Regions from separate parts of the Homo sapiens genome. Here all the other regions are linked to region 2. A link is a loop called in an ENCODE intact Hi-C map of the cell type or tissue named here. Cell type or tissue: endothelial cell of umbilical vein. All regions are shown on one strand.

Evidence for each region. A loop is a pair of places that touch in the nucleus more often than their neighbours do. Peaks named below come from ENCODE experiments on the same cell type or tissue, not always from the same donor. Only the 100,000 strongest peaks of a DNase experiment are listed, where the experiment ranks them.
Region 1: a loop joins it to region 2, with 6 times the contacts of the local background. A loop is called at or near these places in 4 of 110 quality-filtered maps.
Region 3: a loop joins it to region 2, with 2.5 times the contacts of the local background. A loop is called at or near these places in 4 of 110 quality-filtered maps.
Region 4: a loop joins it to region 2, with 3 times the contacts of the local background. A loop is called at or near these places in 7 of 110 quality-filtered maps.

The regions. Positions count from the first base shown.
Region 1 is chr1:41,950,856-41,958,855 of GRCh38, forward strand. It overlaps a transcript of HIVEP3 not described here. Among named protein-coding and RNA genes, the nearest start is that of HIVEP3, 36 kb to the left of the region's middle. In endothelial cell of umbilical vein, no CTCF peak of the experiment used is centred here; DNase peaks (open chromatin) are centred at 3,996 and 4,756; H3K27ac peaks cover 2,266 bases.
Region 2 is chr1:41,807,386-41,815,385 of GRCh38, forward strand. All of the region lies in intron 1 of HIVEP3 (HIVEP zinc finger 3), which reads right to left. Among named protein-coding and RNA genes, the nearest start is that of HIVEP3, 110 kb to the right of the region's middle. In endothelial cell of umbilical vein, a CTCF peak has its summit at 4,751 (motif pointing right); DNase peaks (open chromatin) are centred at 4,816 and 5,206; H3K27ac peaks cover 1,478 bases.
Region 3 is chr1:41,710,679-41,718,678 of GRCh38, forward strand. The region is part of intron 1 of HIVEP3 (HIVEP zinc finger 3); the gene reads right to left. Among named protein-coding and RNA genes, the nearest start is that of HIVEP3, 200 kb to the right of the region's middle. In endothelial cell of umbilical vein, no CTCF peak of the experiment used is centred here; DNase peaks (open chromatin) are centred at 3,163 and 3,403; H3K27ac peaks cover 1,498 bases.
Region 4 is chr1:42,143,298-42,151,297 of GRCh38, forward strand. No RefSeq gene overlaps it. Among named protein-coding and RNA genes, the nearest start is that of GUCA2B, 6.1 kb to the right of the region's middle. In endothelial cell of umbilical vein, a CTCF peak has its summit at 3,732 (motif pointing right); a DNase peak (open chromatin) is centred at 3,754; H3K27me3 peaks cover 2,222 bases.

The sequences.
Region 1 (8,000 bases), 140 kb after region 2:
ACAGAAAATGGTCTTATTGGTCCATATAAGTAAAAATGATACTTTGTTAACAGGGAGATATGTTCTTGTTTAAACATGTAATATATCTGGCCAGAAACTGAAGGCATATTGAGCTAGTCAGTCACCATTCTAACCACATTTGAACTTTAAGGAAGAAAACTAATTAGAATGCAATCCCCTAGTTTCTGCTCCTGACTGTGCTGGAAATCCCCACGTTTCTAACACATAGCTTTGCTTCTGTATTGCCACTTAGAGAGTATGGTGAGACACATTAAAGTCTTTGACCATAAAAGCAATTAAATACTGAAAGAAGAAGGGGGCATTTGAAATGCCCTTCTAAGAATTATTTAAAACATGGAAAACAAGCTTACACTTCTAGCTATGATGGAGTTGCATCTATCCAACTCATGGTGATAGAGTTCATAACATAATGTTTAGGGGAAAAGGCCAAAAAGATAGCACACTGTATGATCCCATTTATATAAAGATTAAAACGAGACAAAATTAGAGTATGGCAATATAAGCCTAAATAGTGTTTATGTTTGATGGGTGGCAGACAATGACTGAGAGAGGGCACAAATAAGATTTCTGGTGTGCTGAAATTGGGAGTGATCTCTTCTTGTCTGGGTGGAGATGAGAGAACAGTGTTCATTTTATGTAAATTCTACAAACTGTAAACTTACTATATGTGCACTTGGTGTGTGTATTAGTCTGTTCTCATGCTGCTATGAAGAAATGTCTGAGACTGGGTAATTTATCAAGAAAAGAGTTTCAATTGACTCGCAGTTCCACGTGGCTGGGGAGGCCTCAGGAAACGTACAATCATGGTGGAAGGCACCTCTTCACAGAGCAGCAGGGGACAGAATGAGTGCCAGTAGGGGAAATACCAGATGCTTATAAAACCATCAGATCTCATGAGAACTCACTCACTACCATGAGAAAAGCATGGGGGAAACTGCCCCCATGATTCAATTACCTCCCACTTGGTCCCTCCCACAACATGTGGGGATTGTGGGGAGTACAATTCAAGATGAGATTTGGGTGGGGACACAGCCAAACCATATCAGTGTGCATACAATATATTTAAATAGTAAGTAACCAAAACATGTAGTTAGAAATAAATTACGTGAACAACTAGACATTCCCTGACAATGGAGGTGGCAGAAACTGGACTGGAAGATTCTGAAGGCAGCTTTCAACTGCATTTCACTTGCCCTTCCATAAAGCAGCAGCTCTCCTTCAGGGCTATCTTCCCTGAAGATACATTCTCTCTAGCTCATCTGTCTTCTATATCCAATTTGGATTTTGCAACAGAGAGTTAAATTTATTTTATCAATTTAACCCCTAAGTCAACATATTCAAAATCAAAATCTTCATCATCTCTTGCTTCTCACTTCATGAATTTCCTCCCATTCTCTATCACAGATAAGAGGGTGATCAACTTCCTCAATGTTTAATGTAGAAATCTCATCCTCGCTGCACCATTATGTGATTCCTAGTTGTCTCTCCAAAATCTTCCTCAAATTTATGCCCTCTTCTCCAACCACATTGCTTTCATTTTCTTTTGTTCATTCATTCATTCATTCATTCATTCATTGTGAAGTGTGTAGTGCCTGCGAGGCCCTTCAAGTGGGGTTAAGGATCAGCAGAAGCAAGTTACTTCTGGTCCCTGATAACCAAAGCCCTTGACTTTCACCAAAGCCTTGACATTCCCAGTTGCTTTCTATGTAGTCTCATGAAAGTTCCCTTCCCACTTCTCTCCTCCCTCTCCACTGCCACCAATTCACAACTCTCTTTTCCAGCACATATACCCTTTACATGTGTATATGCACATGCATGTAAAGGACATGCACATTATTTAAATAAGCAAGACAAGTTCATTAAAGATAATTTGGAAAATATATAAAGTAACAAAAGGGAAAAAATCCTATTATTCATATTACTGACACCCAAAGATCGTGTGATATAAAATATCATTTATTTTTAAATGATGATCATCTTTTTTAGTATACAAGTCAAATCATTCCCCTCTTTTCTTAGAAGGTGTCAAGTCATTCCACTGCCTATAGGACAAAAGTCCTTCTCATGAGCAATCGACTCAAAGCCCTTTGCAGTCTAGGCACAGCTGTCCAGCTGTTTTTCTGGTGTCTTCTCTAGTCCCCTGCCTGTCCCCAACTTTGACACATGGGTCCGTGACACTGCTCCTGGTTATGGGCTGTGGATACTGGATCTTCTGTGTTCCTGTCTCTGCTCACATTGTTCCCTAGGCCTGCAATGATCTTTCCTGACTTCCTCAGCCTTGAAAACTCCTATTCACTTTTCAAGACTAGGTTCAAATTTCACTTCTGCTGGATCCCACTTGTGTGACACTTGTCACTGTGTGCTGTGATTATGAGGGAGGCAGCGGCAGAGCTGTTAATAATACTGACTCTGGAGTCAGACTGCCTGGGTTCAAGTCAGATCTGTGGCCTGCTAGCTGTGTGACCTTGGGCCAATTACTTAATCTGTCTTTGCCTCAGCCTCATGTATAAGAGGATAAAATGCTAAAACTCTTCTCAGAGTGTTTCTATGAGGATTAAATGAGATGATCTGGTTAAAGGGTAACTTAGCACAATGCCAGGTACATAATGAGTCCTCAGAACATGTTACTTCTTGTAATTGTCAGATGTCTGCCTCTTCCCTCCTAGACTGTGCACATCCCATAAGAAAGATTTCTTACTTGAATTTGTAGCCCCACCCCATGCTCAGTTTGGAGTAAGTGCTTTATAAATGTCTGAGAAATGAATGAATGAGTACATGAATGAATGAGTGAATGATCTGCCAAATCTTCCCGACATACTCTCTTGCTCTACATACTTTTATTGTTAAAAGAAACCAAGGAGGAAAATTGGGATAATGAGAGGAAGAAGGAAGGAGATGCAAGAGAGGGAGAAGGAGAAGAAGAGGACAAAGAAGAGGAATACCAATGAATTGCCACTAATAATAATGGTATTTGACTTTTGTTTGCACAAAAAAACAGGCATCAATCACAGTACCCAAGGCTGCAGCAGCCCTTTTTTCTGCTAACTCTTCAGAACCCAGAACATATTGGCCCTTACACTTAGTGCAAAGCTCAGTATTCCATTCTGGCCTTTGGGGAAACTGAGTTGTGTAACTGGTTCTCTACCCAGAGAGAAGACCCTCAGATGGCAGACCACCCGAGGTGACACATCTAAAAGGACTGCGCAGGGCCCACCCGCAAGGTTCCAGGACATGGAATAGAAGAGTGTGCACCAGGCATCCTATGCAGGGCATCAGCTCATCCTCAAATTCCCCAGGACAGATGCAGCGCTGGATGTGTGGAATATTTAAAGGTTCCCTTGCAGCTGAAGTACCTTGGCAAAACCTGTTTTTACTGACTCCAGATATACTGGCTTCTACTTCTGTTCCAGAGTCAGTGATAAACCCCCAAGAACTCATTAGTACTTTCTAGCATGCATAAAAGGACAGTAAGCCTTTGTTTTGCTGATTAGGGAGGCCACATACATTTTTAAAAACGGATTATTAAGAAATAAATGCCAACCTTTGCAGAAAAAAACACATTTCTCTCTGTCTCTCATTGAAAACCAAGGAGGCCTTCAGAGACTTCACCTTGGCACAGGCCAGGTGGTTTCACCCCACCCTGCGGGGTCTGGCTCCAACCTGGCAGCTGTTTGCAAGGACAGGCCAGTCGTCATCAAGGCCCTATGTCTCTGAGCAGGGGGTCATGGCCATTGTGAGTCAAAACCCACACAGAGAACACTGGCCTTTCTGATGCTGGCTGCACCACTGCCTTGCAGCTTTCTGCAGAGCCATTAAACCATGAACTTGGAAGTCAGTCAGGCCAGGGTCTGAACTCCAGCTCCTCTGCCTACAGGCTGTGGCCCAGGGCAGGTTGCTTCATCGCTCTTAGTCCGAGTCTCCTCATTTGTGAAATAGGGGTAATAATAGTATCTATCTATCTCTCAGCGTTGTGGTCAGGATTAAAGATAATGCACAGAAATGGTTCCACAAGCTTGGGACGTGAGTCACACTCGGTAAATGATATCCATTGTTATTATTCTTTAGGAACCATTTTCTCAGCTTCCAGGTTTTTTTTTTTTTTCTCTAGTGTTTCCACTGAGAAGATCAAAATTGAGGCTGGGGAGGCTGAATTGAAAATTATAACATCTAATTGTTAGGAGCATTTTCAATGTTCCATGCACTCTGTTGGTAGTATTTACATGTTTTATCTCAGTTAATCTTCACAACAACATATCAGCCAGGTACTACAATGAAACCCATTTTACAACAGGGAGATCCAAGGGTGAAAGAAATAAAGTAACTTATCTTGGGAAAGAGGTAAGGAAGGAAAGAAATTGCTTGGTAGACTGGGTAGGGGTGGGGTGGGAGCCGTTTTAGAAAAATTGTGATGGAAAAAAGAAAGGGAATATTAAGAAGTGTCTCTGTGGGTTATGAATTGGTTCCCTCCTATGTTCTTTCAGAGGCACAAGTGAAGACTGGAATTCTTTTTAATTAGTAGCTCCATCATTGTTATGAGACCACCTAAGTTTAGAGGGCATAGTTAAATAGGAGGAAAGTACTTTCACCAGAATTGCAAACTGTGTCCTACAACAGCACACAAAAAAAAACCCCTCATATTAAAACCAACCACAACAATGACCTCACCGTATTAAGTCCTGTGATGCATCCTGCCATGCAGGGCACATCCTGAAAGGGGAGAAGAGGCAACTAAGGCCTCCAGCTACTCAGCTACACTTAACCACAGTAATCCACCCCTAAGTTTCTCCTGGGGCACAGTTCCTTTTTGTTCTCTCATTTTTGTCCTTTCTTTAATAATGAACGTGTGACTCAGAGGTTTAATGAGTTACCCGGAGAAGTTAACCAGAAGGGAAGCCCATTGAGCAGAGGCATAATTAAAATTGTGAATGGACAGAGGAATACAATCATTGTGGGAGACAGGGAGCACAGGAATGACTCACGGGTTAGGTTGCTTAGAAAAGGGCCTCCGGGACTTAAGTTATTTCTGGGGAAGATCTGGAAATTGAAGGAAAAATCTGGAACTCTTCTACAGTCAAAAGATAGAGAGGCGAGCTGGGACCTCTCCTTTCACTCCTGAATGATTTAGGCTTGTAGCCGGGACTCACTTCCAGCGGAAGGTGAAGAACAGTGAAGGCTGAATTCCCCAGGGAGTCATTACCTCCTCTGGTGCTAACACCACAAGTGTCTAATGTCAACTACTTCTTGGTTTGGACGTTTCTTATAGCAAATTATAACAGTCAGGAGAAGGGAAAAAGCAACGACAGCATCATACTGGATTTTCACTCTTTAGCCCAAACTCAGAAATATTTTGCATCTGTTGAGGCCTGACAGGCAGAGAAACTAAGGAACATAAGCACACACTGGAGATGGGGCTGTTGTAGTTAACAGAAAGTCTGCATGCAAACTTGAGGCCCATTATCTGTTTCGTGTATGAAACGGTCCAGGGTGCTGTGAGTTCTTAGGAGAAATGGAGGCTGATCCTAAGCAAGAAAAACAATACTCCCTAGGTCAGGATCTCTGTAGAGCACCAGCCACAGAAAGCACTTTCCACCTAGGAATCTATTCCAAGAATTTCTGTAACTAAAGCCAGTTCAGATCAGCCATGCTAATGGAGCAGCAGTACAACTTCATCCCAAATATCACATGGTCTAAGTATTAGGATTTATTGTCTTATTTCCATGCTTGTGTTGATGCTTGAAGAGGGCCAAGATTACCCTCTCTTTCCTCCTGGAATACAGAGGCAATCACTTCAGCAATGTGGAGAAGCAGCGATGAAAATAAAAAGAGACAGGAGCCCAAGTTAGGTATGAAGTTTGAAATCCATTTTTAATTTTGTTTGAATATAAGCTTATATGGTTTTTGAACAGCGCTGGGAGCAAATTATTGAAGCTACAATATGAACCATGGAGGAGAAGGAGTTGGAAGGTGCTCTCACTTTCAGATCTTGCTCATTTAAATAAATCCTCCAAACTCCTTTGTCTATGCTCAGAGTGGACAAGAAGTGAATTGCTTGGGTGGTCTAAAAGACCTTAGGATGGGTGAGAAGGAGCCTAAAATTTTCTTTTAGTCAAAACTATATGTTTATTTTGTAAATATATGTATGCATATATTTGGAAGTGAAATTAATATATGAAATGAATTATATTAGCATGAAAGGGCTCAGTGATTTATTTTTCATCCTTACTCAATAGCACCAAGGCAGTAATTTATATTTTTACTATACTTTCTTAAAGTCTACCTCCCACTAATCTGTAAGCCACTATAAACAAAAGTTAAAAGAACTGTCCAGAGTCCCAAAAAAACTAAAAGTTTTGCCAGAATAATCTTTATACAAATAAAACTTCATTTTATCAAATAAAGTAGAATAAAATCCAAAACTGTTACTATACTCATCCTGATACAATTCCCCCAAAGTCATAATTCTCTAAGACACTGCTAAACAAGTAGGGGTTAGTTTCTCATCAATAGCTGTCAGTAAATAGAAAACTATTGAGCACAGCCCTAGTCTAACACAGTGGAGCTGAACCACTTGGGGTTAAGTCCTGGCTTCCACATAAATAGCTTAGGCAAGAAAATTAACCTTTCTGAGCCAATCATGCCCTTTATGCTCTATAAAAGCATCTGGGAGAACATCATCATGCAAGGACAAACTGGGCAGAAGAAAGAACGAGGAAAGTTCAACGTGCAGTGATCCCTACTGTCTAGATTGGACATGGAAAGAAAGCTCAGAACTCTAGTGGAGGAGGATGATTTCAGAAGGGCTTGTTCATGGTCCAGATCTATTCTTAGCTAAAGGATAAGATGAATACCTAAAAGGTTATAATGCAATCCAAAAATCCTTCTAGATTTAGCCAACTCTCAGTCTGAATCACTCCCTGAGTCAGGGTAGGACATGGCACCAGCTCCCGTCCTTGAACAATGCAGTTACCTGAGTCAGAGGCTATTTTGAAAAGCTAAAACTGATCTACATCTGGCATTTCAAGGGCAAGCCAATTCACCCACATGCAATCAACCACAGGTGAGTTTTCCTTCTATTCATAGATATCCTGGAAATAGGCCTGAAAGTGTAGAAGAGGCAATGTGGAGAAGCAGAGTTTGGCATATATGGACTCCCAAACCACTATGAACTAGCTCTGAGACTTTGAAAAGTTATTCAATCTCTCTAAACACAAAACGTCTCATCTATAAAATGGGTAGCAGAAAAGACTGCCCATTTTGAGTGGCACCCAGGGCAAGAAAGAGCTGCGGCAGCTCCCGGCTGCAATACAAGCAGCCTTGCCATTTGGGCCACGTGACCAGGCACATCTCAAGGCACTAATGGCAGCTGTGGTGAATGAAGGTGCTGTGTGGTGCCTTGGGCATGCTCCAGTAGTGCAGACCCTGAGGGTTCAGGAGCGAGACAATGCCATTGTAAGTAAAGGATTATACACCATTCTGAAAACAGCTCCTGGTAGTTATTGAAACTTGGTGAAAACTGAACATCTGAACATGAAACAGCAAGTGACCATATGGGCAGAGCTGTAAATCTTGAACTAAGTACAGTCAGATCCAGCAAGTCATAAGGTCAAGAAGGCCCAGCAACAATCCTCATAAAGTAGAAGAGGTACACCCCAGGTTTCACATGAGCAGGGCCGGGGGTCACAAGCTGCAGGGGCAGATGACCAGGCCCACCCCCACTATGTCACTCACCACTGTTGCAGCAACCCTTCTTCCCTCCTAGATCACAACTATGGCCCATTCCTGGATGACAGAAAAGGAAAAATCCCAAGGCTTGGCTTGGCTCACAGATAGGTCAGCTTGCCTCCCAATGGGCAAAGCTTCAGGAAGCAGGACTGTTCACCCACTTTGCATGAAGAGAAAAGTGGCCCGTGGTAAAGACAGATGTATACAGACTCATGGACAGTCGTGCAAGGCTTGGATGGTGGGTCAGGGGCTTGGGT
Region 2 (8,000 bases):
GAAACCAGCATACTTCACCTGTCTGGAGTGCCAGACCCTGCCAGGTACAGAGAGAGAGACAGAGGGAGTGAGGGAAGGAGGGACCTGTATGGAGACTGAATTACAGGGCAGACACAGGATCCCTACAGAATCCTGCCAGGCAGTTGTTCCAATGTGTAGCGATAAGCAGTGACAGGGCAGAAATGGGAGGCGATTTTCCCAGCCTGTCACCTCCAGCAAGGTGTGAGCCAGAATGCACACGCAGGCCTGCGTGTCTCTGGGGCTGATGACAGAGTCACAAGGAAACAGATCTCCATAGCACAGCGTGGAAAGGGCCAATGCTGTTGGGTGAAAGATGCTCTGGGAGGTCAAGAGAAGGGCCAATTAACCCCATCTGGGGAAGCATTTCATGACGGTTGTGATGCTTGCCCTGGATCTGAACAGCACATGCATGGGAATAGGTCAGGAAGTCAAGGGGACAAAGATCAGGGCAAAGGCACCAAGGTGTGTAGTCATGATGGGGGGCAGGGGGAAGGCATCAGGAGGCTCCAGCCAAGGAGGAGGCTGTGAAGGAGGCACTCAGCAGCCCATGCTGACTTTCCTTATAACTTGGACCCCAGAAGTCACTGCTATTTCCAGAAAATTAGAGTCACAAATCTGATAATATTATCAACCACTAACAGGGCATCCACTATGGGCTAGACATTGTCCTAAGCACTTCATAAACACTACCCCCATTTAATCTTCACAACAACCCTATAAAGTAAGATTACTACCCCCATTTGGTAGAGATCAAGAACTAGGCCCAAAGAGGTTGACTCACTTGCCCAAGGCACACACCTCTACAAGGGGTGGGGCTGGACTTGAACCTGAGGCTCCAGAGGGCATGCTCTCCTGACCACTCAGCTGGGTTGCCCCAAAGACCACAAAATGCCTTTCCTGCTCCCCAGAAGGTCCAGTTCATCCTCTCCACTAGGCTGCAGGCATCTCCAGAGCAGGGCTGTGTCCTCTCCTCCTTCTATTGAGTTCCCCTACCTGAGCCTGGCCTTTGTAAAGAAATTTGACAGGCACATCATGACAGGCAGAATCCAGGGGAAGAAAGCACTTGTCACAGTCCAGTTTGGGCTGGGAACCAACAATTTGTTGACTTAATCAGGCAGATGCAAAAAGGTGTTGTCATGGTGGCAAGCTTTCTATTCCAGGCGGCCAGGCCATAATTAAATGTCCTGACCTGCACACCTCCAATTACAGCACAAGAGCTGGTTTCCCAGGCCTGTTAACTAGCAATTATAGAACCTTCCAGTGAAATTCCAAATCACTTAGTAAAGGTCAACTTCCTTTATTTATTTTTCAGATTTGGGGGTAGAAGTGAAATGGAATTATTGCCCAAATTATGTGTGACATCCATTACTTAAAATAGGTTTATTCAAACGGCCCATATGGAGCAAGGGATGGAGCCTGCAGTTCTTACAAGTTGTTATAAGGGATCTCATTTATGGAGCACCTGCTATGTGGCAGGCAAAACCACAGTGGCTTTAAATGTGTTCTATGATTTAATTCTTATAATAAACTTAAGAGGTAGGAATTACTATTTCCATTTTGAAAAGGAGTAAACTGAAGATCAGAAAAGTTAAGTAACCTTCCCAGGGTCATACAGCTGATGCTTCAGAATTCAGGATTTACAGCCAGGTCTGTCTGCCTCTGGACACCAGGCTCTTCCCATTACTAGGTGGTCTCAAGCTAAGTAACACAATTTGGGGTTCAGAGCACAGCTCCTATGTGTTGTGCAAGGAGTGCTGAGACCTAAAATATTCCCTTCTCCTGGCCTATCCATGAAGGCACAGTTGAGGCACAGGTCTCTTCCAGCCTCTGGGATGGTTACCATGTTAGGGTTAATAACCCTTCATTGTTGACGGCTCAGACAGCTTTTTATATTGATAAGAGAGACTTGGAACAGTGTGAGGACAGTAGGCCTTCAGAACAGAAACAGGTGGTACCAAAGACACGGTCTTCATGCCATCACTTGCCACGTGATGCCCATGGCAGGTGCCACTAATCAACAGTGACCCCAGGCTCCTTCTCAATACAGGTGATTCTTCCAATGCATTGAACTGGCCCAGGAGATGCAAATTGTTTTCTCTCTCTGTCTTAGATATATGGTGACCATATTTTCTGCATGCAAAATTCTGACATGTAATTCAACTGAAGATTATTTCCCTGATTTATGAATTTATTTATGCTTTACAAAAGCTAAAGTCAAATCACATTCCCCCATATATTTAACAAATCACTTTTAATGAAAAGAATAAATGCCCCTTAATCAGAATTGTCCCAGATGATCTAGGCCATATGGTTGTTACAGTTGACTGTGGGTGCAGATCCTGGGCCTGTGCACAAAAAGACACTCAGTAAACACATGGGGAACAAGTGAATGGGAGGAGGGTTCAGATGAAAGAAAAAGGGGAAGGTCCCTGAGAATAAATCTGCTGACATCACCATCTCGCCGAGTCCATGCTTGACTGGGGACTTTCCTGAAGCTATAAATTACTTTTCAATGTCTCATTCCAGGAGAGAAATATCCAAACGACATGTCCATCTGATGAAGAGAACAGTGTACATGCACACACCAGATGCATGTGGGTGCAGCTGCCCAAATTGCAGCCAGTCAAGTTTTATACCTGACTGGCATAAAACTTAATCAGGCTCCAGTGTTCAGGGCCAAAAGCCACAACAAACATTTCAAAGTCAGGCCTCACCCTCCATCTCACAGATAGTCCCCCAGCTGCCCACAAGACCTGGACTGATTGGGTAATTGTAGAAATCCACATCCAAGAGGTTGAAATGGCAGAACTGCTATGAAGCTTGTCCCAGTTTTTCGATTCTGCCTTCAGGCAGCAACAATCCTTTCAGTTGCTTATCTCAAATAACTAAGTCACCTCCACTGAAGAAGTGCGATCAACCACTTGTAAGAAAGCAAAACTCCACAAGCATCCTAGCATCAGGGCCCACTAGTTGACTCCAGGATGAGTGCAATGATCTCTCCTGGGTACCAAGAAGACTCCATCCAGAGAGAGGGCAGATAACAAATGTCCATCTTAGGTCCCTTGCCCCCCATCCACCATCTCCTAGTCCCTGGGACCTCCATCTAAGAGGAGAAGCACCAGCCTTGGCAATGGAAGCCCACACCAGTAGGGGCTGGCCCCACACTGATCCTGGTAGGTTCATGCTTATGCTTCTGCCTCATGCTGAACTAGTGCATGCCTCAGCCCTTTGGAACCCCTTGGAGCTCTCCAAGGTACTGACCCTCATTCCTGGCTGGGCCCCTAAAAACAGTGTCATGGTGAAATGTGGTTATTTTGAGTTTATATATGGTTACAGTCTTTTAAAAAGAATCAATTCAAAATAAATTTGGCTTCACTGTTGTACCTCATTTTAAGAAGTAGTTTTCTAACTTTTCACCTCCAATTTATAGTGTGGATCTCTTTAAGAAGCCAGGTGGCCTATGTGGCATGTGGCTTATGGATTTGCCTGTAATGGCCCTGAAGCCTTTGACATCACCAAGTCCTCACTCCTTTGGATCTTGCCTGTCCTATTTCTTGGCCTTGTGCCCTTCCCAATCCCTTCCTATCAACTGCAGACTCCTAGGATGCCCTTTTCCAGCCCTTACAGGGCACTATGATTGTTTATTGACCAGTTTATTTCCCCCATTGGCCTGAGTCCTCCAATGACCAGATTTTTTTTTTTTTTGTACCTAATGCAGGGTTTGTGTCACCTGGGTCCTCAGTTGGTGTTTATTGCCCAGTGGGCAGCTAGTGAATAGTCTCCTGGGTGTGACCCAGGAGATCTTCCATCTCTTAAGCCCTTGGCTTTTCCTACTCCCCAAGGCCCACTCTGGCAGCCAGCCAGGTGTGCTGTCCTCCCAATGGTAGGAACAGTGGTCTGTGCTAGTCTCCTGCTCATAAGAAACTTCAGGATCCATGTCTTCTGCTTGCTTGTTTGTTGTATTTCCTAGAGGAAAACAGTCTGGTGTTAACCTTGGGTTTTACTGGCTACCTCACCCCATAGAAACACAACAATAACAACGAATGCTTCTTTGAACACCATTTTTCACTATTCTAAGCATTTTATATGCATTAATTATCAGTTACATTTGCTGTTAGGCAAATGCTACCACATCCTCTTTTTACAGATAATGAGGCAGACAGAGAGGTTATGTGACTCACTTGGGGCCGCCCAGCTGGTTAGTGACGGGCCCAGAGCACCCTCCAGAGACACTGTCCTGAACCATCGTGCTGTGCTGCCACCCACTGAGCTTGGAGCACCACGGGGAGGGGGTGGGGAAAGGCGAAACGTCAGGAGAGGGTGAGAAATGGGAATTTGGAGGCATAAAGTCAGGAAAAGGTTGAGTCCTTTTTATAATAAATTCCTAAAAGAGGGAATACGAAAATCGCAGTTGCTGTAGTTGTACAGATGAGTCCTTATCTAACTCCATACAATTAATATAAAGAACCATATAATTAATTTACAACTGGAAAAAAAAATACTTTATTCTAAAGATGAGCAAGCAGAGGCCCAGAGAAGCCCCCGAGTGCCCAAGTTACAAAGAAGAGTGTCCAGAGGCACTGGCTTAAGAAGACAGAAGGCACTCAGTTGAACCATTTTTACAATGGTATAAAGAACCCCCAAGGTGATATTTTAATAAACAAAATGACCCAGGTCATTAATCTCTCTGCTGCTTTGAGACATACACAGGTGCTCCCAGGGCTGAGGCTGTGGAATCCCAGCCAGCTATCCTCTAGGGGGAGCTAGAGGCAGTCCTTCCCTTTAAACAGGGCCTTCATTAAGCAAACTTAACAAACACGAGGAGCACAAACAGAAACCTCTTTCTCAGCTTGCAACGGACAGATGTTTAATAAGATGCCATGGGCCGGGTGCAGTGGCTCATGCCTGTAATTCCAGCATTTGGGGAGGCTGAGGAGGGAGGATCGCTTAGGGCCAGGAGTTCAAGGCTGCAGTGAGCTATGACCATGTCGCTGCACTCCAGCCTGGAGAACAGAGCAAGACTGTCTTAAAAACAAAACAAAACAACAACAAAAACAAAAAAATAAATAAGATGTCATGGATATGGAATAAATAGAGGATAAAGCCCACTGAGGAAATGCCTGAATTCTAGACAATCTCAGCAGCTTTCTTGCATTCCTCTGGAATGACTGGGCCACATCTGTATTGTGTTCCCATCTGGACACTTCATTTTAAGAGTGATAGTGACGCATTTATCCTGGGAAGGGAAATTAGCAAATACCAAGGCTGGTAGGGGGTGGGGGGGGACCTGGGCTGCTCACCCCAGAGAAGACTGGCCAGCTGGGCTGCGAAGCCACCACTCCAACAGTTCCCTGTCTGTGAAAAACAGAGTGTCCCCTTCCCTGAGGGTGCACTCCTCCTTGGGGGTGGGGGGACAGATAAGTTAGAACTGCCAAGGTTCTCTGCTCCTTAAATGCAGCCTAGCAGGATGGGTGGAGGGGGTGGGGGGCGGTCCTTGCAGCACTCAGAGCCAAGCGCTTTCTGGACCTGGTAAAGTGCCTATGCACTCTGGGGCCTCTGAGACTCCTACAGCAAGAAGGACCTTAGCTGTCTCCAGGCCCTGATCCAACCACTTCATTTCATTTTATCTATTTTATTTTATTTTATTTTTGAGATGGAGTCTTGCTCTGAAGCCTAGGCTGGAGTGCAGTGGTGCGATCTTGGCTCACTGCAACCTCTGCCTCCCAAGTTCAAGCGATTCTTCTGCCTCAGCCTCCCAAACAACCCCTTCATTTTCGAGATGAGGGCTCTGAGGCTCTGGGTTCCATGGCCAGTAAGAAGCAGAAGTGGGACTGGAGTCCAGTCATGCAGCCCCCCATCACCCTATCTAGTCCTCTTGCCATTTGGCCCACAGCCTCCACCAGCAGGAGCAACACTAGGCGCCAATCTTGCCCTGTCTTTCTGGTGATCTGGAAACAGTCCTATCATGGCAGCTGGAAAACAGTGGCTCACACTGCTGCCAGGCAATGTTCACCAGCTGGTCCTCCTCCCAAACACACTGGCAAGACCTAGTGACACACAGGGTGCCTGAGAGACTGTGCACCCACATACCGCCTTGCAATTGTCCATCCCCAGCCATTAACAGGTGCGACTTCTCTCCGCAGGACCACAGTGGATAGAAATCTCTGTGGAAATCTCCTCTTGGCTGCTAGCCATAGAGGACAGATCTTCTACGCCAAAGGGAGAAGGCTGAGAACCATAAAGCCATCAAGTAGGAGGGACCATGCAGTGCTCTCTGATGCCCAATATGTAACCATAATACATGAGAGACCATTAAAGGAGAAGAGCTGGGGAACCCCACCCCTGCCCCATGCCATACAACTCTTCCTAAACACAGGGTCTTCACAGCCAGCCTCGACAAGAGACACATGTAGAAGGGAACCATGACTAGCCATTCCACAGACCAGACCAGCACAGCCTGTTGTGGTGGAGACAGTAGCTTCTTCCCCAACCATTCAGCACTGCGGCCTGGGCTTCCTCACCTACAGATGTCTAGGGCTCTGATGCCTTCCTGTAGTTACCCACAGCAGCCCACAGCACTGCCCTTTCTCAATCTCAGCCTCCTCCCCACCCCTACACGGTCCATCCTCCAGTGGTGGGGGCTTCATCTCCTGATGGTCTTGACCTTGGGCACTCTTATCTTGCTGTCCAAGGGAAATCCCCAGAAGACACTGAGTAATGAGAGCTGAGAGAATGGGACCTTGCTTTTAGGCCATGGGTGAAATTCAAGCCCCAGTACGTCATGTCTGTGAGGCTTGTGGAAAGCTGGCTTCTGAGTGAGTGTCCCTCAGCCAGCACTCAGCAGACATTTATCTGGCATGACCTCTGCGCTCACACTGCCAGGGCTGGAGTGCAGAGCCACAGGAGAGTGGGGTCACGTGGGGACAGTTCTTCCCCTCTCCCTACCCTGTGCTGTATGAACTATATCCATCACCTCTTTTAGCTCTCATGCCACCATGGTGGTTGGTATGTTCCCATTCCACATATGAGTAAATGTAGACCCATGAGGGTTAAGGGAATGGCCCAAAGTCACATGGCTAAGATGCAGAACCAGAACTTGAATGCAGGCCCGGCTTCCCTAAGGCTAGTGCCTGCCACCAGATTATAGCCATGAATCTTGCATAACCTGGGTGAAACGCTTTTCCAAACTCTATTTCAAAATTATGAGTTGGCCTAAAATATGACTCCCACAGCATGCTAATCTTGTAATTACTATTCATTTATGACCACTCTCCATTGCATTTGCAACTGAAAGCTTTATTATGCATTAGTGTGTTTCGGTTCCACAAATATTTATGTTTCCATTCCACAGGTAAGAATAGGTACCCAAGAAATTCTTTTCCCCATTTTAAAATGGAGAGTTGCTCCTTTATGAAAGCATTCCTTTCAGTGAATCCATTTATTCAACTGCCCATTGATTCAAAAGCATTTACTGAGTGTAAAAGGCATACACGTTATATGCATGATATGCAAAATCAGCACTGCTCTGGGTTTTGGAGATACAGCAGTAATCAGGACAGATAAGGTTCCTGCTAAAATCAAACTTAGGTTCTAGCAGAGGAGACAGACAGTAAATAAGTAAATAAATAAATAAGATGGTTCAGGTAAGAGGTGCTATGAAGAAAGTAAAACAGGATGGCCTGGGGATGTAATAAGAGGTAACATCTGAACTGATACCTGTTACCTGCTGACTGAAAAGAAGTCAGCCATATAAAGATTAGGTGAAAGAAAGTTCTAGGCAGAAGGGGGTCAGGTGCAGTGGCTCATGTCTGTAATTCCAGCATTTTGGGAAGCTGAGGTGGGAGGTTACTTGAAGCCAGGAGTTCAAGACCTGCCTGGGCAACATAGTGGGACCCTTTCTCTACAAAAAATAAAAATTAGCTGGGCATGGTGGTGCATGCCTGCAGCCCCAGCTATTCAGGAGGCTGAAACAAGAGGAT
Region 3 (8,000 bases), 97 kb before region 2:
AACTATGTGTCTGTCTCGTTCCCAAGGCCAAGCACCCACCTTATTCCTGGGCACTGGTGCTGTGTCCTGCCGTGGCCTCACACCCCAAGCCTGACTCCCCAATCCCTGTGGCCGTGCAGCAGTGGTCACCATAGGATGGCGGCTGATCATAGCTTCTTAAGGACCTGATTCCTGCTAGGTTCTCAGCTAAGAATTTGACATGGATTACTCCACTGACTCCCCAAAGAGGGCCTTATCGTATAGTCACCATCGCTACTCTCACTTTACAGATAAGGAAGCTGAAGACCGGAGAAATCAACCAGCTTGCTGAAGGTTGCTTGGCTGGTAAGCGGTAGTGCCTCGAAGATGTCCCTGAGTCAGCCCTTTTCTCTGGACTCTCCGCTCTGCTGCGGGCCTAGACTGCAGTCCCCACTGCCACCCACCGGGCTGGCCTTCTAGTGCCCTCCCTTCCCTTTGCGCACTATTGGTCACAAGTTCCTGGCTTCTCTCAATTAGTAGCCCCAGGCCTATGCCTGGCCATGATATCTCCTTCAGAGAGGGGTGAGATTTGACAGGACCCAGAAGAACAGGCAGAGGGTACGGGGAGGCCAGGAAGAGGCCAGAAATCAAGGCTGGTGATTTGCAAATGCAGAGCCCATGGCAGCATCCATGGCGTCTACTGGTTCCCTCTCCAGCTCGCTCACTGGCAGTTGCTGGGCTATAGCTTCATGGGCTGATGGTGGCCGAGCACCACCACCACCCAGCAGACACTAAGGAGCACGGTGAAAAAGCCTGGGCTTTGGGGCCAGACAGTCCTGTGTTCAGATCCCAGCTCTGTCCCTTAGAAGCTCTGCAAGTTTGAGGAAGTTCCATGGGAAGGTGATCTCTTTGAGCCTTAGACTTCCAAGCAATAAAATGGGGTTGATAACACCGATCCTGCATAGCCTTTGTGAAGACATATGAAAAGCATTTGTCAAATGCCCGGCTTTCGGTAAAAGCTGGTTCCCTTTTATGCCTTCTCCTCGTCCTTCCTGCTACCCCTTGGAGCTGGCTGTCTCCCGATGCCAGAGACAGGCTCTCTGTGTTGAGCGGCCCGAGTGGTTCCAACGATGCCCACCACGTGGCTGGCAGGGGCCCGAGCACACTCGGCACACTGGAGATAAATACAGGGTCCAGGCACCTGACTCTAAACAATGGGCTATTCTGGGGTTTTAATTGCTCATAAAAGGGAAGGCAGGCTCTGGGCGGTGACCAACCTTGGAGGTCAGGACATGCATTGGGGTGGCAAACAGGGCAGCAAACACACCAAGGTGCAGGTGCAGAAACGCCAGCCAGCAGGTCGCTAATCCCAGAATGTCACTGAGGGAGGGTGGCTAACAAGCCTCTAGGATGATTACCCTCTCAGTGTACAAATGGGGAAACTGAGGTCCGGGGAGGAGAGCACTTTATTCTACTGCTTCAACAAGTACTCATCAAGCACCTGCTCCAGGCTGTGCTCCGTGCTCTGCCTCAGCATTTCACTGCGTGAAGCAGAGACAGATTCGACACATGCAGTTACAGTGCCCTGCGACAAGTGGCAGGAGAAGCAGGAACAGGGCCATGGTGATATGAAGGAGGCATGCCGCCCTAGTCGCATGCACCATTCATTCCGTAAAGATGCGCCCACTGCTTGTGCGCACCAGGCACTGCTCAGGTGCTGGAGACACAGCCCTGGACGAAGGCCAGGCCCTGCCTCTGTGGGGTTTCCAGTCTCCTGGCAGAGAAAGGCAGTAGTATAAATGAAGAGGTAGAGAATGTAACATCAGGGTGTGTAAGCACCGAAAAGGAAAACAAAGCAGGGTAAGGGGACACTGGGCACCTGTGGCTGGCCGATGGTTTAGGCAGATGGTCAGGGCCGATGCTAACAGTGACAAATTAACTTTAGCACATGAGATGCGCAGGACAATAAAGGCTCTGCCCTTCTGAGTGAAGAGGGAAACCAGCGTCCTGAGCTGACCTGCCTCAGGGGTCTCAGAAAACCAGAAACAGAGCCACAACCTGTCCCAGGTCTCTTGTATCACAGGCCAGAGCTGGTCCCCTGCATGGCCCGGCAGCCCCTCCCTTCATAGACACCGTTCCTCCCTCCATCCTCCCTGGGGAGAAGCAACAAACTGGTGCCCTCCCAGGCTGGAGGCCAAAGCCACCAGGCCTTTTCAGCCATCACCTCCTTCCTGGCCAGTTGCCCATGCTGGCCTCAGGCAGTGGAGCCTGACAGGAGATCCTTGGCCTCCTGACACAGCGGGGCAGGCTTGTCCTTCCCTCTGCCACCTCCCACCGATGTGGAAGTCTTGGTGTCAGACACACGTGGTCCTTCCACTTCTGAGATGTGTGACCTTGACAAGTTCAGCAGAGCATTTGTCAAAACTGGATGCTGGGCCATTCTCACAGAGCCCCTGGGAGGATTAAATAAAGTAAGAAATAAAAGGCCCCCAGGAGCCTATGGCCTGCAGCAGGCTTGGTAGGCACGGACACCTTCCCCTCTTGCAGTGTCCTCCCACCCCCGATCTGCGCCCCAGCCCAGAGCATCACTCCCTCTTCTGAGCTCCCACTGCCCTGAAAGCACTTGTTTTCTCTTTCTGGGTCTGCTCTTTGTCCCTGAATAGGACTGCCAACTCTCAGAGAGCAGTCTCTGGCTTCTGCAAGTCCCTGAGCCTCCTGCCTGGGGCTCAGCTCAGAGAGTCACATGCAGTCGCTGCTCAATAAATGTTCTTCCAAGTAGCTTTCAGCCACGAAAGTTTAACTTGGAGAATAATGGGGCATGTAGAGCTCTGGATTCACAGTCAGCCTCTTTATCAGCTAAATGACCCTGGGCAAGTTAACTTTTTATGTAAATGAGGATAATCACCAAATACCCCAAGGTTCTGCAAAATTATATGGTGATTTTAACATTATTGTTTCCATTATGGAATCATAGGTGGAGACAAGAGTCTATTAAATTTGTAACCTGGTACTACAGTTCTTCCCACAACATCCAGCCCCCTGGATGTTCGGCCTCTACTTGAACTCTCCAGTGACAGGGAACTCACTACCTGCTGGGCAGCCCATGCCATGTTTTGACTGCTTCTGAGCATTAGAAACTTGGCTTTCTATTGTTTTAAGACCTGCCATGCTGAGCTCTGGAATGCAGGGAAATGAGTGGGTGATGAGCAAGCCTGGGGGAGGGGCTGGAGAGAGCTGCAGGATGATGGTGGGAGGGTGGCAGGGAGCTGAGAGCCCCCCGAAACAATGCTGCTGGTCAGTGGGCCACAGGCTGTCAGCTCCCCTTCCAAGAGAAGCTCCTGATAATGGTGCCTCATCTGCTCATGGCTTCAGAACCTGCCAGCCCTTCCAGAAGACTGCCTCCTGCCCAGGGCTGCTCAGCAGCTGGACTACAGGGGCCCGGGTTCTCAAGCCCTGATGTATGATTTATGACTCCGATGAGCTCACCAGCTCAGGGAGGGAGGGTGATCCGAGGGGAGGCTGGAAGAAGGCTGGTTATGGATTTTAACCCTCTGATGTTACTGGCTGGGAATTTAACATCAATAATTCAAGGCAGTGGGGAGCAAGGGATGGGAAAAAGGCAAAAGAGAGAGGGAGGTGGGGATGGAAAGGGAGAAAAGAGGAGAAGAAGTGGAGGACGGGAAGAAGACAGGAAAAGAGGCAAAGATGCATTTATTGAGTGTTTCCCATGGGTACCATGCCACCTTCGCCTCCTTTAGCTCATTTAAGACTCACTGAAATCTATGAGGCAGATACTGTCACCTCTAATGACTGGATAAAGAAATTAATGCTCCAAGAGGAAAAGCAAAGATTTCAAGGACAGCAGGGGGGATGAGGGGATGGGATTTGGATCCATGTTTGCTGATTCCAGAACACGGGTTCTTTCTACTACACCTTGACTTTAGAGGGTAGCCAGGTCAGGGGACACAGAGGGTCCCTGCTGGCCTCAGGACACCTGGCCCCAGCTCACACTCTGGGGCTGACATGGGGAGAGATGAGTCTGAAGGGCTTGGCCCCTGGGAGAGAAACCAGCCACTGGCCTTCTGGACAGCACCAAAACTTTGTTGCTGAAGCTGAAAAAATTAACTGCTATATTTAAAAGCATTGTTCAGTTGCTATGGTAACAGAGGGGCTAAGAATAATATAAAAAGAAGATGATATGCCAGGTTGTCACTGGCAACCCAATTTTAAGGGTGTGTGTGTGTATGTGTTTTAAAAGGAGTTTTCTGGGGGGAGGTGTTGAGGTTCAGACTGTCTTCCCCACTCCCTCCGGCACCATCTGCCCCAGCGACATGTCCAAGGTGCAGCCAGGCCTGGCATCTCACTGGTCTGCTGGCATCGGGGGAGCTGGCACACCCTGGCCCTGAGCCTAAAGATAACGAAGGCTCTCAGCTCCCTAACTGCTGTCCCCTCCTGGCAGCCCCCCACTGCCTGGGCTGCTTCCTTCAGCTGCGGAACCCCAGCCGGAGGCACCTCTCAAACAGATGGCCCCCAAATAGCTTCTTCTCTCCGACCTGGGAGCTTTCAGCCAGCCTGGCAGACTCCCTGGGGACCACCAGGGAAAACAGATGGTCAGGAGAGAAGAGCAGGAGACAGATTTATTGATCTGCAGCATGGATGTCAGAGATAGGAGGCGGCTTGGCAGATCTGGGCATGGGGCTGCCCTACTCCCTGACGTGTCCTGGTGAGACATGCCAGGTCCAGCCTGAGTCTTCAGCCTGGGCCCAGGCGACCTGAAGGGGACCCACGGCAAGCCTGGGGAGGGTGGGAAGATGGATGGGGACTGGGGGTCCTCACGCACCAGCCAACTGTTTGTCAGGGCTGTGATGGCAGCACCCATGGGAACCATGGGAAGAACTGGGTGGCAAAAAGACAAAATCCCCAAGGCAGTTTATTGACAGCCAAGGATTAGAAAGAGGCCTGGTATTTTTACTGTGTCATGGTCATGCAATATGAAGGAGAGTTTTGAAATCAGACTGGGGTCCCCAGGCCGGCTTTGCTGCATGCTACCATGTGACCTCAAGCCAGGCCCTCAGCATCTTGGTGCTACCATAGGGAAAATGAGAGTGACCCTTAGGACTATGGTTGGGCCTCAATAAACTGAAGTTTATCAAACACCAGGCTTCATGCCTATAATATCCTCAGCAGGCAGCCCTGTCTGCCAGGAGAAACCTTCACCTTAGCATTTCTCTATGTCAGGCCCAAACCGAAAGCCACAGAGGAACTTGCACATATACACAGGGAATGAGACACAGTGAGAGGTGCCTTCACATGGAAGTGGACGGTGGGGCCCCGAGCAACCGATCATGCCTGGAGTGGGCAGGGAAATCTGAAGGAAGAGTTTGAGGTAGTCCTTGAAGCAGGAGAACGGCAGGGTGACAGAAGCACACTCCATGTGGAGGAAAGCAGCAAAGGCCGGGCAGGGTGCAGGGAGCACAGGGAGGGCTTGCTGAGGGCAAGTCTTAGCCTCTGAGGCCAGAACCTACCAGCAAGGTGGGCAGGAAGAAGGGAAATGATCAGAGCTGGGTGAGGCTCGATAGGGAGGCTGGCTGGGCTGGGTGAACCCAGAGGCAGGGAGGCCCATGGGGATGCTGGGCAAAAGTCCCAGCCAGAGATAAGGGGGCTGGGCCAAGGTAGGACAGTGCTTTACAGTTTACAAGGCGTGGCCATGTCCATTACCTCATTTATCATCACAGGATGGAGAGAGTTTGCTGCCCCACCCAAGCTCTCCCCCCATCACCACCTATCAGCACTTCCCACAGGCTGGGGGCACCCACCATGTACAGAAGGAGCTACATCTAGATTCCTGAGCATCCCCTAGAAGTGGAAGAGTCCAGAAGAGCTGGGGGGCCCCGATGAGGGTGAGATCTCATGAGTGGGTGTGGCCACAAAGGGCTTCTTGTAGGAGGAGCAGTGGGAGGGCCCTCTGGACAGACAGCATGCTTCAAACAAAGCTGGGGGATGGGACAGGTCATGGTGCATTGGGAAATAGTCCCTGGACCCTGCTGGGAGAAAGCAGGTTGGGGATCCAGGCAGGTCTGGGTCACGGAGGGCCCTGAATTCCAGCTGAGAGGCTGCATCCTCCTGCAGGCAGTAACAAGCCGTGGGGAGCTCAGAGGGGCTGGGGCAGGAGAGGGAGATGTGAACGAAGCCGGTTAGAAGCCAGGCTGCATCAGACACCACTGCCTTCCTCCTCTCTGTCACTCTCAGGCATGACTCTCCTTCTCCCCTGGCTGTCTGAGTGCCAGCAACAGAAAGCAGGCCTCAAGCTGCACGCACGTTGTGGAAGACGAGTATGTTTACTCAGCAGCACACAGCCAGCTCTGCCCAGGCCTCGGCCTGGCAGTCTTCTCTTTTGGGGAGAGCTGGTTGCCCTGTGTCCTGCTCTGAGGGCACGCAGTTGTGACCTTGGTTTCCCATGGTGAAGGCACCCAGAGTGGTACCTGGGGGAAGGTTCTGGGTCTCGTGGGAGTTCAGGCTGAGCCAGGAGAGAGCTGCCCAAGTGGCTCAGCATCTGGGGACCAGAACTTGGGCAGGGGAGGATCCCATGGAGCTTGCATTTTCCGACGCTCTTTCCCTTATTCCCTCCAACCAATATTTGTTGAATACCTACTTTGTGTCAGGCGCTATTCTAGGCGGTGAATCAGACAAGAAAAACTCCTGTCCTCTTGGAACTTAAATTCTAATAGGGGAAACAGACAACATTCAAACAAAGAAATGTTGTCAGGTGGTAATGAGCCCTATGAAAGAAAATACAGACAACTTGAGAAAGGAAAGAGAAAGTGACTAGAGAAGGTGCTTGAGTTGATGTGATCAGGGAAGGCTTCTCTAAGGAGATGAGGTTCTAGGGGTGACATCTGAGCAAAGGCCTGGGTGAAGTGAGGGAGCAGGGGCACAAGGATTTCAGGCACGGGGTTGGTACATGCAAAGGCCCTGAGGCAGGAATAAGCCTGGTGTGTTTCTCTGACTCCTTGTCTAGTGCTCTTGGGAAAAGAGAGGCTCAGGCAGGTTAGGTGACTTGCCTGGAACCATGCTGCAGATCAGTGGCTGAGCAGGACCAGAGGCAAGTTTTCTGCCTGTTTATCCAGGGGTCGCCCACCATATGTGGACTGGGCACATTTCAGGCATGGACCCTGGCCAGAGGATGGACATTGACTGTAGGGGAGGGTGAGTCAGTCATTCAGTCAACAAACGCTGACTGAGCGCCTAGCTCACGGCAGGCTCTGGCTGTGCTGGGCCCTAGCACACAGCAGGGCACCCATGGATGGAAGCGCATGTCCCCCTGGAGCCTGCATTCTAGTGGAGATCAGAGATTATGGGGATCATGGGATTCCAGGACCCTAGAATCTGTGGCCAGAATCTGGAAATCCCAGAATCAGAATGACCGGTATCTTAGCATCCAAGGATTCGGAATCCCCCAAGCACGGCTTCTCCATATGGGAAATTGGCAGGGCCCTTCAGCGGCATCCAGCCCATTTTAAAGAGGGGTGGAACCAAGGTCTGGTGCACTGAATGTCCCACATAGGGTGGCCAGTGGTGGAACCAGGGCCTTTGCCAAGGAGTCTGGGCTTCTGGGGCAGTGAGGCGACTGTGGGCAATGGGGATGAATACAGGCTTAGGCCAGACAGACTGGCCGTGGGTCTGTACCCTACGCTTGCTATGTCGTGGAATCTTTCTAAATCTCAGCTTCCTCATCTGTAAAATGGCACTAAGATGGCATCTACCTCAAATGGTTGTCGTGAGAATTAAGATAATCTACGTAAAGTGCTTAGCATGGCAAATGCTTCTAACACTTGCTGTTGTGCTGGTAATTATTAGTGAGACTTCAATAACACTGGTATGAAGTGTTAGATGACAGAGATTGAACCCTGCTGGAATGGGAACAGCGGACCTGCCCCAGCCACCCGGCTTAGCATCCCACAGAGGATCTGCCCAGGCGTGTCAGCTGATGGGAATAAGGGTTGTTTCACTCTCACCTCCAGAGACAAACATGGTGTGTGTGG
Region 4 (8,000 bases), 340 kb after region 2:
GGAGAAGTGAGATGCAGAAGCATTTAATGCACTCTGTCTACCACGATCTCCAGCCCAAATATGTTGATTCAGGAACCCTGGCTCCTGCCACCTGAGGAGCCTTGTCATCACAGGAAACCACTCAATAAAAGGGGAAAATAAGAATGGAGGAGGCACGTGGCCTCTTAAGAGCCTTGAGCTACAAGTGGCACACATCACTTCCTCTCACATTCTGCTGATGAAAACCAGTCACATGACTAAGCCTACCTTCAAGTCCCCAGCCAGACAGCTGCTTTCCAGCCACAACTGTTTAGTTTGGAAGGGCAGATCAACTTTGATGGACAATCAGCCATCTCTGCTGCAGGGAGTGACCCACCTGGTGCTACCCTAAGTTCCTAAAGGAATGAGGATCAGAGTAAGATTTTTCTGCATCACAGCACTGCCGCAGGCAGAAGTGATGGCAAACCCTTCATCATAACCCGAATCACCTGCCAGATGTGTCAAAGAGGCACCAAAAAATAGCACATGTGCTCAGGCATTAGTCTACACTAAGTTGCTGCAAAGATGCTTGTCGTTGCAGAGTTAACGCAGCAGAGAGAGAGATAGAGACTAGACACATTACATTGTTCCTGGACTCCACCTCCCCTCCTGAGGCCACACCCAAGTACCCGGTGGGACATATGTGAGGGGATCCCCCTCCCCGGCCTCAGACTTCCCTCTCCCACCTCCTGTGGAGGCTGCCAGCAAGCTCTGGGCATGCCCAGCCCGTGGAGAGAAGGAATCCCAGCAACCTCTGCCCTGCCTCCCTCTCAGAACGATGCCCCCAGGAACGTGAGTCTCTGGAAAGCCACGGGTCGGCTTGTCAAGCCTCTCTCCAGAAAACAGAGACATGAAGTGAATGCCAATGATCCCCACACCCGTGAGGAGGGGGATGCAATTATAGAAAATTCTGCTTACAGTTCAGATTCAATATTTGGAAGGGATAATCCTGAAATAAGAGATTGCCTGATTTCTTTCCCAAGCCTGTGAATGGTTCATTAGCTCCTATTTGACATTTGATGGTTCCATCTGATTGGCTTTATTGTGGAGTTGGACTTTAAGAAAATCCCCAAGACAGAGCAATCAAGTTTCACAATGATCCCTAACTGCAAATTTGAAAACACAAATGGCAGCTGCGTCTTGGACATCAATCCCATGAATGCGGTGGGGGATTTGTATTTCATCCCCACTTAATGAAACTCAATCCTGCTTGGCAAATCGGGGCCCCTGACTCAGCAGTTAGGATCTCCTCTGCAGCTCAGCCCGGGTGCTGCAAACAAAGAACCCCCAGACTTGAACATCAGCAGAGATGCGGTGCATCCTGATCTTGGGCAGGGCCACTTAGGCACTGGGGCCCTGGAGGAAGGAGAGGTCTCTGAGGAATGTGCAATTGAGGCTGTACTCTCTAGAGGATGCAGTCTAACTGTGGAGGTGGGTCCCTTGCACCAAAAACAGAAGCAATAAAGACAGCAGATGTTCAATTCCATGGTGGGGGCCCAAGGCTGCAGGAATTCCCCAGAAGGGGAAAGTAGGAAAGGCTGTGGTCTGGGCGGGCTTCCTGGAAACATGATGTTTGCAGAGGGCAGAGGGAGGCAGCCCAGGCAGATGTCAGCAAAGGGCTGGAGGGTTCTGCTCAACAGCTCCCCCACTTCCTGGCTGGAGATGGTGCCCCTTCTGGATTCCCACCACCTCCTCGGCTCCCCCATTTGCTACGTGGGCATTGTCCTTATCTGTGCATCTGCCACGTGGCGCGGTCCTCATCTGTCCTCTTCAACCACAGACCCTTTGCAGGCAGGGATGAACGTATCCATTTCTGAGCCCTGGTGCCCTACAGGGACTTGGAACCCAATAAATATTTGATGGCTGAACGGAAAATGGCACCTAACTGTATTACATGCCCTCAGGTCATTGTTATTCCTGCGGGGGCGGGGGGTGGACTGGCCTCCTGGACCATCTTCTGTGCCACTTCTTTGAGATCAGGATTCCAGGAATCCAGGGCCTTCCATGGGGCAGTGTTCGTGGGAGATGAACACTCAATTGTTTTCTTTAACCCCTGGAAGGGACGTTCCAGGCTGGAGGGGACGAGGGGATACCTCTGGAGGATCTCAAACGTGAGGAGGGCTTTGTATCTGCTGACCACCCACACAGGCCCGGTGTGTGGTGCTAGAGACAGCCAAGGTGGCCTGCCCCTCAGAAGCAGGTTAGTAGCCCTCCCTGCGCTTTAGGGTTCTCTCTGTAAAAAGGGGGAAGTTCCATGCTTCCTGGGGCTGTGTGAGGAACCCGCATGTTCACACTTTTGCAGCCTTGAGACCACAGATTCCCAGCAAGCACTTCCTGGCACTACTGCGCCTTCGTTCCACCCTCCTCACTGACCCATTTCAAGGCAGAGGTGTCATTCACGTCTCACAGTGCAGGGCACAGACACTCAGAGAAGAGAACAACTTGTCCAAGACCCCTCATTCGTGTGGACCTCTGCTGTACCTGACTCCAAAGCCCCAGCGCCCGGCCGGCTGCTGGGCGAGACAGGGAGTTGAGGAAGGGCGATCCTGCTGGCGCGGACGGTGTGGGCTAGGCGCGCTCCGGGTCCTCCGTGAATTCCCAGTTTCCAGGCAGCTGCGCCCGGGCCCGCCTCCCCGAGTCGGCCCCCACCTCTGCACGCAGAGACCTCTCCTCACCTCCCGCCCGGCCAGATCACAGGGCCGCCGAGTCAGATGGGATCCCTGCCCCCATCAGCCCTTCTGCACTGCCCAGCACATATGGCCTCCCTCCCAGCCCACCCACACACCACACAGCCTCACATCCGCACGGTCACAGACACACTCACACACACAGCAAAAACCACTCGCACACGCTCCCATATGCCACTCACACACACACATCCACGCACACAGGCTGACACAGGCTCACACACACATGCCCATACTCTCACATGCAGATACACACACAGACACAGAAAGCACTCCCATATACACATACTCCCACACACCAGCACACGATCCTCACACACAAGGACACACAACACGCTCCCCTACACACACGAGAGCACTCACAAGTACACACGAATATACACAATCACTCTCACATGTGGACACGCGCGGACACGAAAAGCACACCTGGATACACATGTTCCCACGCACATTCTCACCAGGGCTTGGGGCATGTACACACATGCTCACACACAGATACAACCCCCACCCCCACCACACACACACACACCTTTCACACCTGCCGTGTGGCCATGGGCGAGAAAGCCGGGTCAGAGCCATGCACCTCTCCTCCTCACAGAACACTAGGGCGAAGCTGGTCTCTGGGGGCCCCGTGTCCTCCTTGTAGTTCTCCCTCTGCCCTTGGCTGCCCCCAAGACCCGACTTCAATGCAGGTCCCACTTGGGGCCTGAACTTCCTCCTCTCCTCCCCTCAGCCCCACTGTTCACCTCCGCATCTCCTCTCTGCAAACCCCAGGACTCGGGCATTAGCAGGAGCTTTTCGGTAACGACCCTGCACACCACCTCCCCTCCCCGCACCCCCAAGGCGCATCGCTGATGCTGACTGTCACGGTCATGCTGGTAGGACCCCCAGGCGCAGACACGGGGACAGGGAGGCTCTCCGTTACCCCTCAAAGCAAAGCGCAGAAATGACTGCTCACCCCATTAACTCTCAAGGTGGTGCCTCAGGGAAATGGATTAGGACTCATTCCCCGTCTGCAGTCTTCCCTGCCATCACCAGGGGGCAGCCCTGATTCACATTTGTGTTAAATACCTGTTACCCAACCCCAGGCCAGAAAGGTGTTACACCTTGGAAGCATTCCTGTAAACAAACCTGACGGGTGTGTGTGCGTGTGTGTGTGTGTGTGTGTGTGTGTCCGCGCACATGCTTATGTAACAAGGTCAGTACAATATGGGTAGACTGGGAAAGTAAGTCAAAGGGGAAGACACAGATTGAATGAGCTTTAGTACAGTCACTGATGTTGGAGCAAAGTTTGGTTCTGAGTTTCCTGGTGACCATAGCAAAAATAGAACCACTCGTTAGATCACCCACCTCTCCGGGGAAAAACCAAATTCATCTGGAGGGCTTCTGGGAATTCTATCACATCTTGGTTTATACAACTCTCCCTACAGAGTCTTCCAGATCAACTGTTCATGTGTTGATCCTTCCTTAAATTTTTCATCTCTCTGTTTTATGCTTTGATGTAAAGTGATAGTTAAGGGCATTGGGTCCACTTTCCATCCTCCTATCTTTTCTTGAACTCATTCCAATCGGGTTTTCATCCTCCCCACTGTTAGAATTGGTCTTATCAAGGTCAGCAGTGACTTCCATATAGCCAAATCCAAGGACAATTCTCTGTCTTCATTTTACTAGAGCTAACCACATTTGACCAAGTGAGCATGTTCTTGCTCCTGAAGCCCTTTCTTCATTGGGCTTCAAAGACGCAAGTCTCTTTTTGTTCTTCATCAACTGTTCCTTCCCCGCCATCCACTCTGCTGGTTCCTCCTTCTCTGCCTCATCTCCAGGTATTACAGTGCCCTAGAGCTCAGCCCTGGGACCTTTCCTCTCCGTCCTGTCACTCTCTCAATCCAGTTTCAGGTCTCTGAGCACCAGATACACTTGATGACCACGCTATCTATATCTGTGGCCCACTCCTTTACTCACATCTCAAACAGGCATCTCAAGCTTAATGTGTCCAGACCCAGCTCTTGATAGACTCACCTGACATGTTCCTTCCCATTTCTCATCTCAGTAAATGGCAGCACCAATTGACTTGGGGCCACCATAGAGTTGTCCTGGACTGCTCTCTTCATTCACTCTTTCCATCCAAGCACACAAAATCTGAGGCCTCTGGCTTCAGAGAATCTCTAGAATCCAACCCTTTCTCATCATCTCTATTCCCACCTCCCTATCCAAGTCACCAAACTGCCCTGTGGGCAGTGGTTTGTCTGTTTTGTTAAGTGCTGTATCCCATGCTAGTACATAATAGGCTGTAAGTTAATCATTTTTGATTAAACAATCGAATGCCCTAGGGGCTTCTATGCACACAAAACACAAAAAGCATTCTGTTTCTCAGTAAACAAGTGATTTCACAACTATGAAAACAATAATAACATACATTTTTTGAACACCTACCACATGCCAGCAAGATGCTAGATGAGGTGATTAAGGCTCAGAGAAATAGGAAATGGCCAAAGGCTAAATATCTAGTGCTTGGTGGAATAGGTACTTGAATCATATCCATTTATTCAATTCATCCAGTATTTGTTGAGCACCAATTATGTGCCAGGTATTGTTTTGGGAGAATAAAACTGGCAAATTCCTTACTCTAATAGAAAGATGCAAGAAATGAGATGTGTATATATGACAGGTGCTATGAGAAAGAAGAGAATTAGGAGTGATGGGGAAACTCTCTGAGGGAGGAAGATCAAGAAAGATCTCTGAGGCAGTGGCATTTGAGCAGAGACCTGCATGAAGAGAGGGGTGAAGAGCAAAGACCTAAAGGTAAATAATCTTCGTGTGTTTGGGGGACCTCAAGGAAGCTAGGGTGGCTGAAACTCAGAGAGTGAAGGGCAGAGTTTTTGGAGTTGAGGTCAAAGATAAAGATGGGATGCCAAATGGTCCTTGTAGGCAGAAGCCTTTGGGTTTTCCTCTGAGTGAAGTGGAAAGCCACTAGTAGGTGTGAGCGGGGGAGAGACATGATGATCTGACTCAGAATTTAATAGGATTCCTCTGGCTGCTACATGGAGAAAGGCCTGGAGAAGGTCCAGGGAGATCTGTATGGATGCTTGCGATGGTTAATTTTATGTGTCACCTTGGCCAGGTCATGATGCCCAGCTGTTTGATAAAACACCAGTCTAGATGTTGCTGTGAAAATAATTTTTATGTGATAAACATTTATAATCAGTAGACTTTGATTAAGCAGATGACCCTTCATAAATGGTAGGTGGGCTTCCTATCCAATCAGTTGAAAGCCTTAAGAGAAAAGACCTTGGGAGGCCAAGGCGCGTGGATCACCTGAGGTCAGGAGTTCGAGACCAGCTTGGCCAACATGGCAAAGCCCCATCTCTACTAAAAATACAAAAATTAGCTGGGCATGGTGGCGGGTGCCTGTAATCCCAGCTACTCAGGAGGATGAGGCAGGAGAATTGCTTGAACCCGGGAGGCGGAGGTTACAGTGAGCCGAGATCACACCACTGCACTCCAGCATGGGTGACAGAACGAGACTCCATCTCAAAAATAAAATAAAATAAAATAAAGGCTTTCTTCAGGAAGAAGCATTTTGCCTCAATGACTGCAACATAGGAACCCTAAGTTTCTCACCTGCTAGCCTGCCCTGCAGATTTCAGAGTCAAGACTGCAATATCAAATCTAATTTGAATTTCCAGCCTGCCAAACTTCCCTACAGATTTCAGACTTACCAGCTCAGCAGTCATGTGAGCCAGTTCTTTAAAATAAATTTAGTTAGATGACACATAGATAGATCTATCCAATAGGATAGACGTGCCAGGTATTGTTTCAGGAGAACAAAACAAATTCTTTACTGTAATAGAACTTACATTCTAGGAGACAGAAAGATGCAAAACTTTAGATGGATATGTATGACAGGTGCTACGAGAAAGCAAGTTAAAAGAGTTAGGAGTGGTGGGAGAAGCTCTCTGAAGTAAGATTTTTTTCAGTGTGATTAACATTTACAATCAGTAGACTTTCTAGTAAGAAATATATATCTCTATATAGGATGTATGTGTGTGTGTGTGTTCTGTATCTGTGTGTGGGTGTGTGTGTGTGTATGTTCTGCTTATCTGGAGAACCCTGCCTAATATAAGGCTATTGCAATAATCCATTCAACCTGTGATGATAGCTTGAACCTTGATCATAGCAGTGGAGATGATGAGAAACGGGTGGAATCCAGAAATATCTTGAAGGTAGAGCCAACTGGATTTGCTAGTGAATTTAATTTGGCAAATAAAAAAGAGACATCAAGGATGACTCCCAGATTTTTGACTTGACAACTGGGTGAATGGTAGTACTATCAACCGGTATGAGAGGAACTGAGGAGGCCGGTAGATAAATGAGTTTGGGATTGAGAAGAAAGGCCAGGCTATGGAGTAAACAGAGTGTTGATGGTATTAAAGCCCTTGTGATGGGATAAATCGCCAAGGGGGTGATTACAGACAGGAAGAAAGACGTCCAAAGACAGCCTTGGTGCCCCCTGGGCACTCTAACACCTAGAGGTCAGGAAGAGAAGGAAAAACCAAGGAAGGAAGCTGAGAATATGGAGCCAGAGAGATTGGCAGAAAATGTGGAGAGTCCCAGGAGTCAAATGGTGAAAGCACTTTACTCCAAGAAAGATGGAGTGGTCAGCTATGACAAATGCTGTGGGGAACTGAGCAGTTTGGGGCAGGGAGAGCCCTGGGCTCTGGGCACCATAGCAGTGGGCACTGAGCAGCGAGGCCAGGGTAGAGAGCGGAGCTGCCCAAATGCACATGGGCAAACTGTCACCCACCCCACATCTGTGATTGAGGCTTCCACACAGGGTGAACTCCAGGCTCTTGTGACAGTCACTTCCCACATCCCTAAAGAAGGAAGTGCCCTGATAATACCACGTCAATGCACATGGGCTGGCCAGGGGTAGCGTCAAGGATTTGCGTCTGTGGCCAAGTTGGTTGTGATGGATGGTGGGTCATTTAGAAAGAGATTAGGAGGAGGTGGGTTTGACAAATAAACTTGAGTCATGTTAGGCAGATAGGGAAGTCATACCTGGTTCCCAGGGAAGACTGACACATGACGGGCCCTGGCTGGAGGAGCCACAGGGCGAGGAAAGGACAGACACCATGGCCAAGGGGCCCCCAGACCCTACCGCTATGTCCCATTGATGTGGGGGTCAAGGGAGATGAGCTTCCTCTCGTGGAAAGACCATAGATTTAGGTATCAAGCAGCCTCATAACAACCTCAAACACTGGAGACGTCACATTATTTTTACAAATGAGAAACTGA